Linked DNA regions of Homo sapiens: region 1 is linked to region 2. Evidence: chromatin loops called from intact Hi-C (ENCODE). Cell type or tissue: MCF 10A. All regions are shown on one strand.

Region 1 (4,000 bases), 88 kb before region 2:
CCCAGAAAAGAATGGAGTAACTGAACTGTGATTTAAAATCTTGCTGTGTGGCTTGGGTTGTTTGTGTTGGTTCCAAACCCTGAATCTTTTGGGGTCTTCAATTTGTGGGCATGTCAGTGGAAATTCTAAGCTTTGTTTTAATGGTGTGTGTGTGTCTGTCTGTCTCTGTGTGAGTGTGTTTAGAAATTGGCTTCTCTGGGTTCCTCGCTCGTCTTCTGGAAGGTGGGGTTATAGACATGCTGGTGAATTCTGAATGTTTTATAAATTAGACTATTAACGGAGTTAAATTGAAGAAACCTTCTGTCATAAGACCTTCCAGGAATTCCATTCCAAATGAGGAAATGCATAAAGACTTGTCCACTTGGCAAACATTGGGTGTTTGGGAGGTGATTGTGTACCCTGTCCCCACATTTAATACCTGCAACCATTGCAACAGGAAGCCCATGTAACCTGGTGCTCGTGATTACTGATTTGTTTCTTGTCATTGAGTTTTGACAGTATGTTACTTAATAAAAAAGAGAAGAAAGAAAAATAAGCTCTTGGAAGTAATTTTCAAGTAGAGGTAGTGGTTTTGTTTATTTTTTTAAGGTACCATATGTGGCATGTGCTTCCTTTCTTTGATGTGAAATCTGAAGGAACCCTTGCCTCCTTCCTAGCACACTTCCTAAATGATAAATGCCCACTCCTGTTCCACCTATGCCCTTCATAAATGTTTTGGCTCCATGATCTTTTTGTAGCAGCCGTGGTCAGTGAATGTTTGAGCAGAGTCTTCTATGCCTGCTTGGACAGCAATTATTAACCTCAACTTGAATGCATTCTATTCGATCTTTCTCCTTCAAAGCGGGAGCTCACCAAATGGTAAAAATCAAGGTGTCTTTGGATTTGAATTAATGTGGCATTAAAAAGTTGTGGTTGCTTTAAAAAGAATTAGGCAGGGCTGGGGCGGTGGCTTATACCTGTAATCTCAGTGCTTTGGGGAGGCTGAGACAGCAGAGTCACTTGAGGCCAGGAGTTTGAGAACAGCTTGGACAACACAGCAAGACCCCATTTCAACAACAACAAAAAAAAATCCTAGCTAGATATGGTGGTGCACACTTGTGGACCTAGCTATTTAGGAGGTTGAGGTAGGAGGATCACTTGAGCCCAGGAGTTCCAGGCTGCAGTGAGCTATGATCATGTCACTGAACTCCAGCCTGGGCAACAGAGCAAGACCCTGTCTGTACATAAATAGAATGAATGAATGAATGAATGACAGGAGTTTCCTATTTAGTTCCGTGAAGGTAGGGTATCCTCATCTTGGACTCCAGAAAGGCGTGAGGGAGGCCATGAAGTAGGCAGAGCCTGGAACCAGAAGGAGCCCCACCCCACCCTCATGTTTCAGAGGAGAAACTGAGGCTCAGGTGGCCTGGGTCATGTTGCTGGTCTGTGGCAGAAGCCAAGTCAGAATCAATGACCCCCCAGGGACTTTCCTGGCTGGGGAGGAGGAGGCGTGGGAGGGATTTGAATAGAATGTGGAAGCGGTTCTGCGAGATGTCATCAGGCTCTAGCAGTCCCGTCTGTTGGTTGGTGCTGGGAGAGGGAATTGGATTCCAAGTGGGGATGGGACCGCATCTCCCCTAGTTCCCGAGATAGACTCGCCTGTAACTGGATCACTCCTTGCAACCTCGGGTAGCGTGTGACTGGAGAAATGAGGGCTGGAGCCGTGGACCATCCGAGGGCCCCTCCCCTGCTGGGTCCAGGCAAAGGGCCGGCCCTCTCCAGCCTCGATTGGGGCGCGATAGCGCCCTTAGTGTCGTGTCGGGTTCCAGGCCACGCTCGGGCATTTTAAGAGGCTGAGGTGCGCCTTCCGCTGCCCGCCTGCGTCCCGCCACGGAGAGCTCGCCTTTATCTAGCCCTCTGGGCGAGAGAAGAAGGCTAATCCCAGCCTGGGACAAGGCTGGCTGAGGCGTGCCGGATCCTCCGGGGACCGATCGGTGGCCTCGCGCGGCTCTCATCGCTCTCCGAGCAGTGCTCCAGGGGGCGGAGGGAGCCTCCTCGGGCGGTGGGGAGGAGGCTGGAGGAATGAGGACGCAGCACGGCGCGCCCTTGCAGCGCTCAGGCTGACGGGCGGGCGGGCGGAGCGGGCGCACGGCTCCTCTAGGTCCGGCTGCTCTCTGAGCTCGCGGGCTGGACGCTGTCCGCGGTGCTGAAGCGGCGCCCGCGGCAGGGAGGCGGACCCGGAGCCGCCGGGCAGCACACACCCAATCCCGGGACCGCCCTCCTCCCAGGCTCGGAGAGGCGGTGGCAGCCGGCACTGCACCCAGATGGACTGAGAGCGCGGCGGCGGGAAGGCGGCGGCGGCGGCGGCAGCAGCAGCAGCTGCAAGAGCCCTCGCAGCCTCGGGGCAGGACCCACGTCCACACCCGAGAGCCCCTCCCTGGGGTGAGTCAGGGCGGGCGGAAGAGGGATGGGGTGGACGGGTCCTGGGGCATGGGATCTCTTGGGCTTTAAAATTTCCCTTCCCCGTTGTAAATTTCTTCCAGCCCAGATCTTGAGCAGCTTTCAGGGCTGAGGGCTCAGAGCTATGCCTCAGCACTTTCCCAGTCCTGGGATAGAGGGCAGGCCCCTCTGCCCTCACAAGCCAGGGGACAAAGGGTTTAGCCAGAAGCCAGACAGTCACAAGGCATGTCCTCCTCTCCACCTTGGGTGCAGCCCACAACAAGGTACCAGGAAAAGCTGTTTGCCCAGGCTGGTGCCACAGGGGGGACAGCTTCCCGTCTCTGGTCTCTGTTCAGAGGCCTGGCCCCGAGCAACCTAGCCACTGGAATTCAGCCCAGACAGAGGCCAGCCATCTTTTAGCAGGGGAAGGCAAGCTTCAGCCTTCACTGGGGCTACAAGCGAGAAGTAGAGCCCTTTCCCTGCCTCCTTCCAGTCTCCGTAGGCACCTGAGCTGCCATGATCAGGGCTTCGGGGCGAGGGTCACTTCAGTGCACCTGGCTGTTATAAGTGAGCTGGACTCAGGCAGAGGAGCTCTGGAGTGGATACTGGGCAGGCACTGCCTGCCAGTGGGGTGTGTGTGTGTGTATGTGTGTGTGTGGTGTTCCCAGCAAGCAAAAGGGATTTTAAACTCCAGTGGTGCCTGTCACAGGAAAAGCCCTTCTCCAGCCAGCCTGTGCCTCTGAGTAAGCAGTTCAGGGTCACGCTGGGCAACTACCCAGCCAGAGGAGCTCTGGGCTTCCTCAGCCCCTACAGCTGCCCCCCTTCTGCCTTGAGCCATCTACTGAAGGGGGAGATGTGTTTAAACTTGATGGGTCACCTCTGCCTTCGACCCTACCAGCATTCGGTTCCCATCTCCATCACCTGGCAAGGTCAGACAGATAGATGTGTTAACTCCTAGAACTGGATGGGTGGGCTTCTGGGGGGCTTTACTGCCTAGGCAAAAGGGATTTGGTGTGTTGGGGAGGAGAGGGAGTGGAGAGGGGAGGTGGAATTAGTGGGACCATCCTCCAGAGCCCTGGAGATGTCTAGTTGTGCTAGATTCCAAGCCATGTGAGATGCCTGTTCTAACCCAATGGATGTAAATGAAGCTTCTGAATCTCGACAGGTTCATTGCTGGAGGACTGAGATCTGTGTTTTGTTCCGTCTATCTAGCTTAAGCTGTGCGCATCAGAAATGACTCTGGTGGGCAGCTTCCTTGGATCATTGGATGCCTGATGGTGCCGATGAAATGAAAGAGGAGGGGGGAAGATATGTGAGATGATGTGCTGGTTTTAGGGTCAGTATGAGCTGCAGTGGTGCTGCAGTGCTGATGGAAATGCATGCCAAGAATGTGTTAGCATTACTTGCATAAAGCAGACCACTTGGTACCCAGGTACCATTTGTTTCGCACCAGTGTTCTGTAGAGAGGGAAGGTCGTAAGGGAAAAGTATAATAACTGCGCATCTGACATATACTTGATTTACATTATTCTTGACCACTTTTTTCCACCCAAAAGTATTTTTTAACTACCGTATAAACACTT
Region 2 (4,000 bases):
TGTAAGGGCCAGAAGGCAGCTTCTGGCCTAGGGGGTGGGAGGGACAGGCCAGCACCAAGAACTGGGGGCCAGCAGGCAGGCCCATGCCCCAGTCCAGGAGCACCATCCTGGCCTTCCACCAGCAGCGTACCAGTGGCCGGCTTGGTGCCAGTCCTCAGGGTGGAGGGCAGAAACTTGGAAGCCAAGGGGGCGCTCTGGCCTCTGCTGACGGTGAGGGGGTCCCCACTTATGTGGCAGGTACTAGATGGTGCCTCGCTCGTGCCCAAGGGTTCATCCAAAGTCAAGAGGCGAGTCCGCATTCCCAACAAGCCCAACTACAGCCTTAACCTCTGGAGCATCATGAAGAACTGCATCGGCCGGGAGCTCTCCAGGATCCCCATGCCGGTGGGTGGCTCGGGCAGGGCAGCCCCGACAGGTCCTCTGGGGCTGCTTTCCTGTGCGTGGATGAGCAGTAATGGCCTGTGTGAAGTACACACAGCCTTGGAGTGTCATTTTCTTAACGGCACCTGAGGAGCATGTAACTAATTATCTAATCGTGCACATAGGCATTGCCCAATCTTCCAAAGTACAGGGATCTTTGGGCTCTGACAGGAGGAGCCAGGGAGAAGCTCTGCATGGATCAGCAACCTGGGGAGCCCCAGAGCACCTCTGGATCTCACAGGACCTTACCATGTCCCAGCTGTCCCGATCTGTAGATGGGGAGTGGCAGGATGGGGCTGTGTGTGGAGGGGTGGGCCCTCCTTCAGCTGGCAGCCATCCCTGGTGCCATCCCCAGGAAATGCAGGCTCAGAGCTTGGATCCTCATGCCACCTGGCTACAGTGGCATCTCCACTAGGCCAGACGGTTCTGCTGTGTGACCCAGAACAAGTTCCTTCACATCTCCAGCCTCTGTGTCCACATGTGTAGGGTGGGGAGAAACACAGCGTCCTCTTCAGTGTCTGGGAGGATGGAGCAAGATAACACGAGGAAGCTGAGACTCGTACCCGATGGCATCATGGTGGGGAGAGTGACCCTGCCCTATGTGACACCGAGATAGGGGCCTTGGGCCTAACCCATCCTGTGCCGGGCCCCATCACAGCTCGCAACATGGGGAAGACCCACTTCCTCCACCCACAGACTCATGTGCCCATTCAGTCACTGCTTCCTAAGATTCTGCACTCAAGATACAGCAGTGGGCCAGGCAGAACCCCTGGCCTTGGTGGGTGTCCATCCGAGCAGAGGAGAGCAACAGTGAACATGATAAAAGTGTGTAGGATGCAGCAGACCAGAAAGTGGGAAGGGCTGTGGAGAAAACAGCCAGGAGGGGCCAGGGAGGTGATGGCTTGGGGGCCACACTGTTGGACAGGGCCATCTGAGGAGCCTCACTGTGAAGGTGCTGTCTGAGCAGGGATGTCCCTGAACATCCGAGAAAAGCAAGGGCACCATGCCAAGCCGGGGCTGGTGCCCAGCCTGACCACCCACCTGTCCACCCACAGGTGAACTTCAATGAGCCCCTGTCCATGCTCCAGCGGCTGACAGAGGACCTGGAGTACCACCACCTGCTGGACAAGGCAGTGCACTGCACCAGCTCAGTGGAGCAGATGTGCCTGGTGGCCGCCTTCTCTGTGTCCTCCTACTCCACCACAGTGCACCGCATCGCCAAGCCCTTCAACCCCATGCTGGGGGAGACCTTCGAGCTGGACCGCCTCGACGACATGGGCCTGCGCTCCCTCTGTGAGCAGGTGAGGGGGCTAGGCTGGCACTGGGTGGCGCCCACCCACACTCTGGCCAAGCTGTTCCTGCCAGGCCCAAGGTGACAAATGGGAGGCAGCGTCTGTCTGACCCTGACTGCCCATACCCAAGGGGCCATCAAGCTGAGGTCCAGCCAGGGAGCAGGGCCTTCCATGGCAGGGGCAGGCACACGGCCTCCTGGAGATGGCGAGGGGCATGAGAACTCAGCTTGGTGAGGACAAGGTCAGGCCTGGTTGCAGGGAGCGGGAGGATAAGCTCCAGTCCAGGGTGTTGTGGAGCAGAGGTGGAGGGGCATCTGTGGGCACTGCTGGGGAGGAGCATGGGGTCACTACCGAGCTGAAGGCGGCTGGCAGGAGGAGCCTGGGTGCGGTGGGATGGACTCTGCCCCAGCCAGTGACAGCAGCCTGTCCCCACCACCCCTTCCCCACAGAGATATGCCAAGACCCAGGCCCAGGAGCCTCAGCAGTGGCAGCCCCATGCTGAACCTGGGCGTCCTGGTTGGAAACGAGGTGATTCTGTTGGTGCTGGCGTTGCCCTGGCTCCTGGCATGAGTGTGGGATGCTGGCCATTCACAGACCCTGCTGCTAGTTGAAGAGGCTGCAGCTGCTGCAAGGCCCCGTTAGGAGGTGGCTGCAGTGACACACGCAGGGGTGTGGTGGCCAGACCTGGGGGAAGGGGGAGGCCAGAACACAGGCAGCTTTTGAAGGATGAGCCAGCTGGTTTGCCGACGCTTTGGATACGGGGGTGGGGGGCAGTCAGGGTGATCTTGGGTCCTTGGCCTGAACCCTGGAGTGAATGTATTTCTCCACTTAGCAGACATTAGGTGCCCTCGACATGCCAGGTGCTGCTCAGACATGGAGGTTTCAGCTGGGAAGTGAACAGACACGGCTCTGGTTCTCATGGGGCTGGGAAAGCAAGGCAGATACTGTGGCTGCTTCCAGCTCTTTTAGAAAGGGGGTGGTCAGGGAGCAGCTTTGCTGATGCAGAAAGAGTGAGGGGAGGAAAGGAAAGGAGGGTGAAGAAGCAGCAGCTGGAGGGCGGTGCACCCCGGGTGGGGCCTGCCTCCTGACCTGCCAGAGGAACCCTCCACTGCGATGGAGGGAGTGGCCCACAGGGAAGCCTGGGGAGATGGAGGTGGGAGTGGAGGGGGCAGATGCTGGATGCGATTTGAAGGAAGGGCAGGAAGGGTTTGCTTAGGGTTAGAGGAGGAGCATGAGGAGGGCCAGAGAGGCTGCAGAGCGTTTGGTGTGAGCAGCTGGAAGGGCAGGATGCTGAGGTATAGGCGAGGAGGAGGCAGAGCTTCCTATGGGCTCCTTGGGGAGGGATCAGCTGAGCTCAGGGCCAGCTAACCCATCTCCTGGGGCATAGGAAGCAAGTGGGCACCTCTTACAGAGACAGGAAGTGAGGCGAGGCACACTGCGGGCAGCGGGATCCCGGCTCTGCCTGTCTGAGGGGAGATGAGATGTCCAAGGGCAGCTGGAGGCCAGGGGCAGGGCTAGGCTAGGGCTGCTGTCCTGGGGAGTGGGTAGACTTAGGAGAGGGAAGCCTGGGCCCCACAGCCAGAGCAGCATGGAATAAGGAAGAACAGACAAGGGAGGCTTGGTGGAACTGCCAGCAAGGCAGGGGAGGGCCGGGCCCGGGGCAGTGCATCGATGTGGATGCCTGCTCTGGAGCCAGGCTGGCCAGAGGCAGGGCCCGACTGCCCCTTGGCTAAAATCACTCTGCCAGTCTGGGCCCCCTTGGTATAACATGGCACAGCAGACACACCTGGTGTGTGGGGAGGATTAGATGAGAAGTGGACATGGAACCTTCGGCATAGTGTGACACCCTTTATCAGCCCTCAGTGCACCTGTCACAGACATGTCTTTGAGCATGAGGTCCACCATCACCCCTATTTCACAGCCCAGGAGCCAGGCACTGAGAGGCTCAGGACAGCACCCGGATGCTTTTCTGCTCAAGGCAGTGCCTTCCTGGGGGCCTGCCTTGGGTCCATGGCCACCTGAGGAACAGCCAGGACTGCTCCTATGGCCACAGAGCTGTGCCTGCTGAGGCAGGGCAAGCTGTCCCTCCCTGGCTGGGGCAAGTGGAACCTGGGCTCATGTCTGGCAGATGCTCACATCCTATGGGTCTGGTCTCAGGTGAGCCACCACCCCCCCTCAGCTGCGCACTACGTGTTCTCCAAGCATGGCTGGAGCCTCTGGCAGGAGATCACCATCTCCAGCAAGTTCCGGGGAAAATACATCTCCATCATGCCGCTAGGTGAGCTGGG

The links. Peaks named below come from ENCODE experiments on the same cell type or tissue, not always from the same donor. Only the 100,000 strongest peaks of a DNase experiment are listed, where the experiment ranks them.
Region 1: a loop joins it to region 2, with 2.9 times the contacts of the local background. A loop is called at or near these places in 9 of 110 quality-filtered maps.

What each region holds. Positions count from the first base shown.
Region 1 is chr22:30,800,757-30,804,756 of GRCh38, forward strand. The region is part of intron 2 of OSBP2 (oxysterol binding protein 2); the gene reads left to right. Among named protein-coding and RNA genes, the nearest start is that of MIR3200, 71 kb to the left of the region's middle. RefSeq lists a silencer at 2,089-2,188. In MCF 10A, no CTCF peak of the experiment used is centred here; a DNase peak (open chromatin) is centred at 2,245.
Region 2 is chr22:30,889,253-30,893,252 of GRCh38, forward strand. OSBP2 (oxysterol binding protein 2) reads left to right here. Exons shown (of 14, transcript NM_030758.4): 7 at 238-384; 8 at 1,476-1,721; 9 at 3,870-3,990. It overlaps LOC107985544 (a long non-coding RNA gene), which reads right to left. Exons shown (of 3, transcript NR_146603.1): 3 at 1-938. Among named protein-coding and RNA genes, the nearest start is that of MORC2-AS1, 31 kb to the right of the region's middle. RefSeq lists an enhancer at 3,738-4,000. In MCF 10A, a CTCF peak has its summit at 1,538 (motif pointing left); a DNase peak (open chromatin) is centred at 1,539.